2 separate regions of the Homo sapiens genome follow, and region 1 is linked to region 2. A link is a contact called in ENCODE Hi-C or POLR2A ChIA-PET data. All regions are on one chromosome and are shown on one strand. Each heading gives the region's core, a stretch centred on a gene start or an enhancer-like site at or near the end of the contact. The rest is flanking DNA. Distances are from core to core; before and after follow the strand shown. Region 1 holds the start of SF3B5 (splicing factor 3b subunit 5). Region 2 overlaps NHSL1 (NHS like 1).

What was found. Hi-C counts contacts between places; a loop is a spot of excess contacts on that map. ChIA-PET counts read pairs that join two places held with the same protein, here RNA polymerase II (POLR2A). Pooled maps may share reads with other maps.
Region 1: a loop to region 2 is called in a map of naive thymus-derived CD4-positive, alpha-beta T cell, with 14 times the contacts of the local background. The contact joins the promoter of SF3B5 here to the enhancer-like site in region 2. A Hi-C loop is called at or near these places in 1 of 168 maps with a recorded cell type or tissue (naive thymus-derived CD4-positive, alpha-beta T cell) and 1 of 50 pooled maps. POLR2A ChIA-PET finds 5 or more read pairs at or near these places in 1 of 52 experiments (CD4-positive, alpha-beta memory T cell).

What each region holds. Positions count from the first base shown.
Region 1 is chr6:144,092,820-144,098,317 of GRCh38, reverse strand. SF3B5 (splicing factor 3b subunit 5) reads left to right here and starts at 2,745. Exons shown (of 1, transcript NM_031287.3): 1 at 2,745-3,434. The coding sequence starts at 2,821. The coding sequence ends at 3,081. RefSeq lists an enhancer at 2,296-2,995.
Region 2 is chr6:138,451,769-138,457,609 of GRCh38, reverse strand. The region is part of intron 3 of NHSL1 (NHS like 1); the gene reads left to right. Among named protein-coding and RNA genes, the nearest start is that of MIR3145, 19 kb to the right of the region's middle. Within about 2 kb of position 1,774, at least 11 of the 41 ENCODE cell types and tissues checked have a DNase peak (open chromatin) inside an H3K27ac peak, as active enhancers do.

The DNA.
Region 1 (5,498 bases), core at 1,496-3,995, 5.6 Mb before region 2:
ACCTGTCTTACATTCAATAGAGTTTGGGCATTACTTCCCAATTACAAAAGACCTCTGAACTGGGAAGGAATGGATCTATGACGCATTTGTGAAAAAACCAGGTGAATCAACTTTGCCCGTGCTAGAAGATCAACTGCTTGAGACTGCAAATAATGGTGGCTTAAAAGTATGTTTGAGACAACTTCAAATCTCCGTATGTTCTGGATTAGAGTCAAGGTGGAATATCCTCAGATTGGCACCAAAGCACAGAAAAGTCTGCTTCCATTTCCAACATCCTATCTATGTGAATGAGGGTTTTCTGCAGTGATAGCAACCAAAACGAGATTACAGAGTAGACTGGACATAAGCAACATACTTTTGGTGTCACTATCCCCCATCACCCCCAGATGGGACTGTCTAGTTGCAAGAAAATAAGCTCAGGGCTCCCAATGATTCTACATTATGGTGAGTTGTACAATTATTTCATTATATGTTACAATGTAATAATAATAGAAATAAAGTGCACAATAAATGTAATGCACCTGAATCATCCCGAAACCATTGCCATAACCCCTGTCCGTGGAAAAATTGTCTTCCACGAAACCAGTCCCTGGTGCCAAAAAGGTTGAGGACCACTGCCCTGGAGAAACACCTTCACATGTATAAGAATATTTATTTCGGCATTGTTTCTAATAACAAAAATACGAAAATAAATGCCCATCATTGAGAGAGTGGACATGTTATGTTATACTAATTAAGTGACATACTGTATAGCAGTAAACAATGAACTAAAGTTACATAACATGTAACATGAATACTGACAAGGGCAAAAAGCAACTTTTATAACAATATAGACGGAGTGTTATTTATATAGAGCTTTAAAACTTGCATAACAAAAACAACTATTGTGCATGGATACACACTTTCAGCAATCAAAAAAACAGGCTCCATAGAAAAATGGCAAAATGTTAAGGTTTGATACATCTCCCACAAGTATGCCTGGCAAAATTCTTTACATTTTAGGAGTGAAACATTTGTTATAACGAAGTTTAAACAGCAGAATAAAATTATTTTCAAGTTATCTCCTTCCCAGTAAAGTTTTCCTTCTCTTCGGTTGTAATAATTTATCCATTTATCAAATTTTTGTTTTGGACTTTTTTTTTTTAAAAAAAGGATCTTTTTTTCAAGTAGCTTCTACCCATGTAAGGAAGTTATTAAACCAAACAGTAGGACATAAAGCAATAATAAGGAAGAGACGTATAACTTGCAAAGAGGAAAGAGAGTTTACATCTGTCTGGAGCAGCCAGAGAAAACTCTAAGGAGATGCATTTGAGCTGCCTTTAAAGGGAGATGCGTTCACCAAGGGAACAGACATTCCACGTAGAGGGAATAGCTTGTACAAGGAAATGGGGATGGACACAACAGGTAACATGGAGAAATACAGTTGTCCCTCAGTATTCGTGAGTGATTTGTTCCAGGACCCCCATGGATACCAAAACTAGAGGATGCTCAAGTCCCTGATATAAAACGGCTTGTATTTGCATATACGCACATCCTCCTGTATAGTTTGTCTCTAGATTATTTAACATACCTAATACAATGTAAATGCTATGTAAATAGTTGTTATACTGTATTGTTTAGGGAATAATAACCTTAAAAAGTCTGCATTTCGGTACAGACTGATATTTTCCCCCAATATTTTCAATCAGGTTGGTTGAATCCACAAAACCCACTGAATGGAAGAGCCAAGTAGGGTGAGGTGAGGCCTTGGAGGGAGGATATCAAAATAAGTGGCTAGAGAGGAAGGAGGAGCTTGAGGTGGAAGCCGGAATGTGTGGGAACTGGTGCTGTACTTGCTCACCAAGCACCCTGGTTAGAGCTGAAATAACTCTTTTATGCCACAAACTCCTAAGAGACATAGTTGGGACCAGAACTGGCGCCTGCTGACTTCTGGGTAATCCATCCCCGGTTGTGAAGGGACGGCCGTGCCGCCACGACGGCTCCGAAATACACCAAGAGTTTATTTTCGGGGCTGCTCGTAGTCCAGTCATTCTTGGGTTTCCCATTTCCTATCAGCCCCAAGCCACCCACGGATGCTCCCCACCTCCAGACATCGCCCTCCACTAGGTCCCCAGATCACTTTTAAAACGCGACCAGGGGCCGGGCGCGGTGGCTCACGCCTGTAATCCCAGCACTTTGGGAGTCCGAGGCGGGCGGATCACGAGGTCAGGGGTTCGAGACCAGTGAAACCCCGTCTTTACTAAAAATACAAAAAAACTAGCCGGGCGTGGTGGTGTGCAACTGTCATCCCAGCTACTCGGGAGGCTGAAGCAGGAGAATCGCGTGAACCCAGGAGGCGGAGGTTGCAGTGAGCCGAGATCGCGCCATTGCATTGCAGCCCGGGCAACAGTGCAAGACTCCGTCTTAAACAAACAAACAAACAAACAACAGAACGCGACCAGGAGTCCCGGAAGCCTGCGTGCACGAACTCCCAAGACCACAAGTCCCAGCATGCAACGCTCCTTGTTGGAAAAGGGCCTCCCTTAGCCACTAAGTGGACCATCATGCAACATTCTCTGATGGGGCGGGGATCTCCATGGAGGGGGGAGGCACACTTGTTGCGTCGCCTCAGCAACTCCAATTGCGTGACAGAATGTGCTTCCGCTTCCGCCTCTGAGCCCTATGAGCGAGAGTTACGCTACTTAGTCGTTGTGACGCCATTCTTCTGCGACGGCGCGGACCTGGAGCTTCCGCGCGGTGGCTTCACTCTCCTGTAAAACGCTAGAGCGGCGAGTTGTTACCTGCGTCCTCTGACCTGAGAGCGAAGGGGAAAGCGGCGAGATGACTGACCGCTACACCATCCATAGCCAGCTGGAGCACCTGCAGTCCAAGTACATCGGCACGGGCCACGCCGACACCACCAAGTGGGAGTGGCTGGTGAACCAACACCGCGACTCGTACTGCTCCTACATGGGCCACTTCGACCTTCTCAACTACTTCGCCATTGCGGAGAATGAGAGCAAAGCGCGAGTCCGCTTCAACTTGATGGAAAAGATGCTTCAGCCTTGTGGACCGCCAGCCGACAAGCCCGAGGAGAACTGAGACTCTGCCTTACCACCGCAGTGCGGGGCACCTCTCCCAGCGTTTCTCCGGTTTGCCAATCCTCTTAAGTATTCCTGTCTCCAAAGGACCGGCTCTCCATGGCTCCTGCGCCTCGTGCTTTCCGCGTACAGAAGTGCTTGCCCGGGGAGTCCCGCCTGACCTGCCTTCATGTGGACCCTTAGAACAGCACTGGGAGACCAGCAGGACTCCTGAGAACTGTGCTGGTGGAGAGGTCCTAGAGCCGGCGAGCGTTTGAGAAGAGGGCATGGCGCTGGAGTGAGATGGGATTTGGCGTCTCGTTTTTGGCTAATTGATTGTCATTGGCTTTTTCCATAAAGTTTAGAAATCGTTCAGTCTCTTGGTGTGAACTTTCTGTGTTAGGGTGGAAGGCTCCGGAAAGAGCTGAGCGGGAAGTGGGTTTGGGTGAGGGAGCGCATGCCAGTGTCCATGGCCAGGCACTTAGATCCGCCGTGTCTACCTTTATAATTAATTCCCCGACTGCCACTTTTCCCAAGAGCGTTATTTTCAGGCCCACAATGCCTTCAGTATTGAAATTTGTGGTTATTGTATCCCATCTTCTTTTTCTCCTGTTTTAAAACTCTTTGCAGTCTTTGCTGTCATTGTCCTCCCTAGCCTCTTTAAAATGCATCCTTTTTTTTTTCTTGGGAATTTGTGGCCATGTCTCCAGAAATGACAAGCTGGCAAGCGAGTTCATCCATTCTACATTCAACAAATATTTGTTGAGCTCTATGTGACAGGCATTTTCCCGTGTTCTTGGGGCTTACATTATGCTGGTGGTGGAGAAAGGAGGTCAAACACTAGATGTAATAAGCAAATGTTAGAAGATGCTGCGGGGAGGGGAGAACAATGTATGTGGTGCGGGTGGGAGTAGCTGGTAGGGCTGTAATCTTAAATATGATGCACAAGTTACTGAGATGGTGACATTTGAGCAAAGACTTCAGGAAAATGAGGGAAATGGCCATGCGGAAAACTGGAGAAATTGCTTTCCATGAAGAGGGAACTGCCAGTGCAATGGTACTAACGCTGGGAGTATGTATGGTTTATTGGAGGAACTTCAAAGAGGCAAGCATGGCTGGAGGGAGTGAGTAAGGGGAAAAGTAGAGGGACAGGTAATGGAGGGGAAAACAGAGTAGAGTCTTGTAGGACAATATATGAACCTCTGAGGAGCCATTGGAAGGTTGTGGTTTTTTTTAATTTTAGTTTTTAAAAACACGAGATGGATCTTGATATGTTGGCCAGGTTGGTCTTGAACTCTTGGCCTCAAGCAGTCCTCCCACTTCAGCTTCCCAAAGTGCTACGATTACAGGTGTGAGCCACCACTGCAGACCATTGGAAGGTTTTTACGCAGAGAAGTCACGTGACCTGGCATAGCTTAGCTCAGTGGTGGCTTTGGAACTCCAGGCTGGAGTGCAGTGGCACGATCATGGCCCACTGCAGCCTCAACTTCCAAGGCTCAAGCAATCCTCCCACCTCAGCCTCCCAAGTAGTTGGTACTACAGGTACGTGCCACCATGCCCGGCTAATTTTTGCATTTCTTAGTTTTTTTGTAGAGATGAGGGTCTCATGTTTCCCGGGCTGCTCTTGAACTCCTGGCTCAAGCAATCCACCCACCTCAGCCTCCCAAAGTGCTGGGATTACAGGGGTGAGTCATTGCTCCTAACTTTTCGTTACACTAGAAAATTGTAGAAGACACCAAAGAGCCTCTGTTTATGTGGATTGTGGCTATTGATATTCACCACCATAGAAATGAAAACAAAAGTTTTAATTCATTGAAAAATAATGAAAATTCTCAGAAAGGTCAATGGTAAAAATAATGATAATAAAACCATTTCATGTTAACAAAAACTTTTTTTGTTTTATGAAAAATGGCAATTTACCAAGACATAATTTAGTGAGAAGAATGGCTTTTAAGAAAAACCGGTTTTTCAGAGGTCTTCTGTGTTTGGCTTAATAGAGGACAGCTTGATTCCCATATTTGCTTTTGCATTCAAACTGTTGGGATATGAAATTTTTGTCGAAGTATGAAAAAATCCACTTCTCATAAATATTTAGTATAGGAGCAATATTTAACTTTTTCAAATAGATGTACATATACTTCTTTGATATTATACTAAAACCCAACAAGTGGTAGTTTCTTAAAGGTTAGTTACAACATGGAATCTGAAACTGGTTTAATGAACTTTTTATTCTGTTCCATTAAAATTCATTCATGTATGTTGAGCTTTGAATGGATCTTTTACCCATACCTGATTTGGAACATCATGCATCAGTCATCTGAAAAGTAATGGGTTACTGAGTTATACAGACCTTCCAAATGTTGTTACATTCATTATACATATCAAAAATCACATTGAGTAATATCATCCCTGTCTCAGGAAGGTTTTATAGTATTGGGA
Region 2 (5,841 bases), core at 525-3,024:
AATTATTGACTTTAAAAGAGGTATTTCTTACAAAAATCATCTAATTTGCATTCAACAAATATTAAAAATCCATTATGTGCTTAAGATGAGTTGCTAATATGGCAAAGGTTAAGGACATATAAATTAGAAAAGAGAACCTAGAGGACGTCGATTCTGGTTATTTACTCTGGCTAATTGTTCTAGAATAATTATCTTCATTATCCTAATGTGAAACACCAAGTAGGACTCTATGTGTTATGTTATGAAGAAAGATGTTTTGCTAACGAGATCCACACATATCTTTGATGTTCAAAGTGGGAATATAGTGTAGCAAGAAGAAAATTGTTGAAAATATTTCCAATTGTATATGTTATGCATATCATCTAAACATAAACATGATGCATTGAAAAAAATACTGTTGGCAAAGCAATTTAGAAATTCCAGAAAATAAGCCAGGCATGGTAGTGTGTGCCTGTAATCCCAGCACTTTGGGAGGCTGAGGCAGGCGGATCCCTTGAAGTCAGGAGTTCCAGACTAGCCTGGCCAACATGGTGAAACCCTGTCTCTACTGAAAATATAAAAATTAGCCAGGCGTGGTGGCATGCACCTGTAGTCCCAGCTACTCAGGCTGAGGCAGGAGAATTGCTTGAATCTGGGAGGTGGAGGTTGCAGTGAGCTGAGATCGCACCACTCCACTCCAGCCTGGGCGGCAGAGTAAGTGAGACTCCATCTCCAAAAAAAAAAAAAGAAAGAAAGAAATTCCAGAAAATACCTTTTCATTCAACTCTGAAATCAAAGAGTACACCATTGCTTTGTGTACTGTTTTTGACTTTTTTCTCTTTTCAGTTTTCAGCATATGCCAAGTACTGCCAAAGAGGTTCTTGCATTTGAAGGCAGGTCAGTTATCAGTGCGAAAATACTTACTGTGAGTCGATAGGGAATTTTTCCACCTGCCATTATCGGAAGTTATATTTGATGATACGTTCACTGAATCTGGGAAACCTTCACAGAATCCCCATTGTCTTAGCAGAAAGGATATCAATCATGAGTTATGCAATCTCTTGTGTAAAATTCACCCCTAAAGAGATGTATTAGATCTAGATTTTTGGCAGTAAACAGTTGGCTTTAATAGTCGTGACAGAAATCGAAATTTCCCTGTTTCCTGTTATTCTTTGAACTGGCATGTCAGCTTCTGTTTTAGGCTTTGTTGATAAGAAATATTTAAATCAAAGGAAGACTTTGAAGAAAAGGCAGTAACCTTGCTGCCATACCTGTAAACACAGGAGGCTTATTTAACATGATGCTTGAGAGCGTAGGTTTGGGGCAGCTTTTCCACCTGTCAGAGCTCAGTGGCCTTGGATAAGTTGCTTTCGTCTGTGAGGTTCAGGTTCCTCAACTGTAAAGAGATAAAAACCACATGTTCCGGTTTGCTTAGAACAGCCCTGGTTTACAGCTGTTATTCTGTGTAATTATTAATTGCACCCCCTTTCACTCTCAGAGGTGTTCTGGTTTCGATAAAATTACATAGTTACCCTAACCTACCTTGGAGAGTTGGTGTGAGGTTGAAGTAAATTAATGTTTGTGAAACCCTTAGCACAGTGCCTGGCACAGACTAGATGCTCAGATGATGATGATAAGTATTGTTAAGCTGATTGGTATTTCAAACCACGCTTCAAAGAAAATGATTCAATAGACAATGTCTGTTTTTATAAAAATTTGGCCACTCTCCCAATCATCTCGTCTTTTGTTCCACCCACATAGAATTTCCTGCCCAAGGCAATAAATTTGAGAGGTTTCAGCAGCTACTGACGAATTTCTGATTGTCATGGCTTTACAGGTTATCTAGGTGTGGCACTACCAGTGTTTATGCTATTGCTAGCTTGTTCATCGGGGTACACGTTAGGATATAGAACTTTTTCACAAATTAGATCTTATTTTCCACAAACAGCCCCATGAAACAGATTATTTTAATAGCTATTACTATTATTTTAATCTGGAAATGGAGACTCAGAAATATGAAATGGCTTTCTCAAGATCACATAGCTCGAAAGCACCAGGAAGCATGCGAAGGCGGGGCTCCTTGCAGGGAGCATGTGAAGGCGGGGCTCCTTGCAGGGAGCATGTGAAGGCGGGGCTCCTTGCAGGGAGCATGTGAAGGCGGGGCTCCTTGCAGCTCATTTCTTTTCATCGCACCATGCTGGTTAAGCAAAAGGGCAAGATTACTCAGTTACCTCAATTCCTCCTCATTATGCCCAATTTTGTCATCTCTTATTCCTCTTTGACTTGTCTGGTATGCTTCACTCAATTTTTTTTTCCCCCAAAAAAGTTTTTAAGTGCTACTTGGTCTCAGTATATGGATCCCATTCTTGGCCTAGGGCAGCTTACAGTCGAGAAGTGATTACTCCATGTCCAATCATGTGTTACTGGGTCTCTGTGAGTAATTTCAGGAAACTGTAGAAACACAAATGAGTCAATGCTCACTGCTCTGCAGTTATGGCACCTTCTTATTCCATGCCATTGCAGACAAAAATGAGAAAATTGGGGTCTGTCATTCCCACGCCTTTTTGCCTGCAAACCAGTGAGAATGTCTCCAATGACCCATTCCAGTTTCTCTTGCTGTTTCCATCCCACTACTCTATAATCAGGGTCTGTTTATACCTGCCTTCTCTTCTAGATTAATGGACAGCATCCCTATCTTGTTGATCTCTGTGTTTCCAGTATGATGCCAAGCACTTGGCACATGGAAAGGCTCAGGCGCCAGGGACTGTGCTCAGTGCTGTATGTGAATATATTCAGTATTTATTGCAACCATGCAAAGTAGCTTTGATTATGCCCATATCATGGATGAGAAAACTGTATCTTGGAGAGATTAGATCACTTGCCTAAGATCACATAGTTTTTAAATACTGAAACAAGATCTTTCTTTATTAAAACGCCTTTTATTGAAGTATAACTTACATAAAATAATCTATACATATTTAAAGTATACAACTTAATAAATTTTGACATATGTATACACACAGGAGACCATTACCATAATCAAGAGAGTGAACACATCTATCACCCCTAAAAGCAAAACCAGGATTTAAACCTAGACTTACGACTCTAGAGCTCATGTTTTTCCCCCAGTAATGACTGTATGGGGAGTAGAGCCTTTGCCACAGTCCTTTCCTCCTAACCATTCTCATTCTCTTATGGGGAGTTTTGCATTGTTGAGATAATACAAAGAGCATCTTTTACAACCCAATTGTCCATCAATAAAAAATGTGAATAAATTAGTACTGGAGTGGAATGTATACCCCAGTGAAATGAATGAATTACAGTTTCACACAACTACATGGATGTGTCTTAGAAAGATAATAGTAAGAAAAACACAAAGAGAATAATACTATTTTTGTAAAAGTCAAAGCAAGTTTATGCACGCACGCACACACACACACGCACACATATAACAAGGAGTAATTAGGAACACAAAATTCAGGCTAGTGGTCACCTCTGGGGAAGTAGGGAGATGGGATGGGGCATGGAGGGAGATGCAGGTTTTTAGTAATATTTTAGGTCATGGGTTGAGTAGTGAGTTCTTGAATATTCATTATGTTATATGATTTTAATACATAATTTGTTATTCTAAAATATGATTACAAACAACTTACTGTATCAGTTTAAACATATATGTTCTAATTAAGTATTTTCTTTCATTTGAGGAAAGGATCGCTTAATATGGGATAGTTAAGATCCAAAATATTTTAATTCACTGTGTGATAAGAAAGTTTAGAGCTCTTAGGGCCTGGTGCAGTGGCTCAAGCCTGTAATTCCAGCACTTTGGCAGCTGAGGCAGGAGGATGGCTTGAGCCTAGGAGTTCAAGACCAGCCTGGGCAATGTGCAGGACCCTGTCTCTACAGAAAGTTTTCAAAAATTAGCTGGGCATGGTGGCTTGTGCCGGTCATCCTAGTTACTCGGGAGGCTGAGGTGGGAGGATCGCTTGAACCCAGGAGTTTGAGTCTGCAGTGAGTTGTGATTCTGCCACTGCACTCTAGCCTGGGTAACAGAGTGAGACCCTGTCTCAAAAAAATAATAATACAATAAAAATAAATGAAAAATAAATAAATTAGCCAGGGACGCTGATGCACATCCATACTCCCAGCTACTTGGGAAACTGAGGCAGGAGGATTGCTTGAGCCCAGGAATCTGAGGCTGCCATGAGCTGTAATCACTGTGCTGCACTCTAGCCTGGGCAAGAGGGCAAGACCTCATCTCAAAAACAACAACAACAAAAGAAAGTTTAAAGCTCTTGATAAAGCAATTAGATTTGAGGTAAAGGGACTAATATAATACATATGAAAGAATGAACAATTAGGCTGGGCATGGTGGCTCACGCTTGTAATCCCAACACTTTGGAGGCTGAGGCGGGCGGATTACCTGAGGTCAAGAGTTTGAGACCAGCCTGGCCAATGTGGTGAAACCCCATCTCTACTAAAAATACAAAAATTAGCCAGGCATGGTGGCACGTGCCTGTAATCCCAGCTACTTGGGAGGCTGAGGCAGGAGAATTGCTTGAACCTGGGAGGCGGAGATGCAGTGAGCCAAGATTGCGCCACTACACTGCACTCTAGCCTGGGCGACAGAGTGAGACTCCGTCTCAAAAGAAAAAAAGAATGAACAATTAAAGTTACTTAATAATATGGATGTGGAAGTCACCTGTTGGCCATCATGGAGTTGCTGGATGAACCATGAACTGTGCTTCTACATGGATTCATTTCCACTACCCCCACTTTTTCTGTTGTTGTTGGCGCCAGGAGAAAAAAAAAAGAATGCACAGAGAACAGAAATCAGTGAGGGTCTCTTGTGTCTAAATCTACTAAAGACAGAAGAAACATATAGCCAAAAGGCTGCAGACGTTTTGGCACCCTATGAAACTATTAAGGATCTTGAAAACCAAGAGTCAACACAAGAGGTTTAATTCTGGGAGGAAGAGCATCAAAGACTAAGTGTCTTCCAAAAAGGACTGGAATGTATGTGGCTGTCTTCTTAAAGACATCAACTATATAGTTCTGTATAGTTGATATGTTCTATATAGTTTCATCTGTTCTCTATTTTCATGTAATAATTCTAAATGAATACTAAGTTTAGCTCTGGCTATAATTCAGTTTTCTAACTTTTACTAACAAATCAAAACAAAAAAGACTGAATTAATCTGTGTTTCTTAGTTAATCCCACTTTTGGATCAGTTGGCTCTTCTGAGAAAGAGAGCATATTTCGTATGAGAATATATGGGAAAGAGACCCTATTTCAGGCCCCACACTGTCCATCTGGTGAGAGCTTGTCTGATTTCCGGGTAGAACCTAGAAGTCTCTAAAATGCAGGTCTTCCAGCATCCAAAATTTACAAAGTAACTGTCAGTGTTGCCTGTTTCTCTCCCTTTCTAAATGAAACAATTTGACACAAGGAATCATGGCTTATGTTTCATTTGTGACTCTCCATTCCTCCCAGGACCAGGATATGGGGTATTGGTGAACATTATTGACCAACTGACAGATCCCAAAACTGCATTTAAGTTCTGAGAGCAAGGCAATTTTAAACTCAGTTTTTAAAAAAGTCACCCTATATTGAGGGATTTCATTAACATGAAGCATTTGAATGCTACTTGGGTCATTCTGTTCTCTGTATGGGGAGATTGAGTTGATCAAAACATACACCTAGTAAGTGACAGTGCCAGGATGCTGGTACACACTGTTTTTTTACTTGTATAGCTTTTCAAAAGGTTTCATTCTTATTTACAGACATAAAGGGAGATTTTGTTTTGAGACCAGAAGACCTAGTAATTTATTGTAAATATTGCCACATTGTTATTTTACACTGTT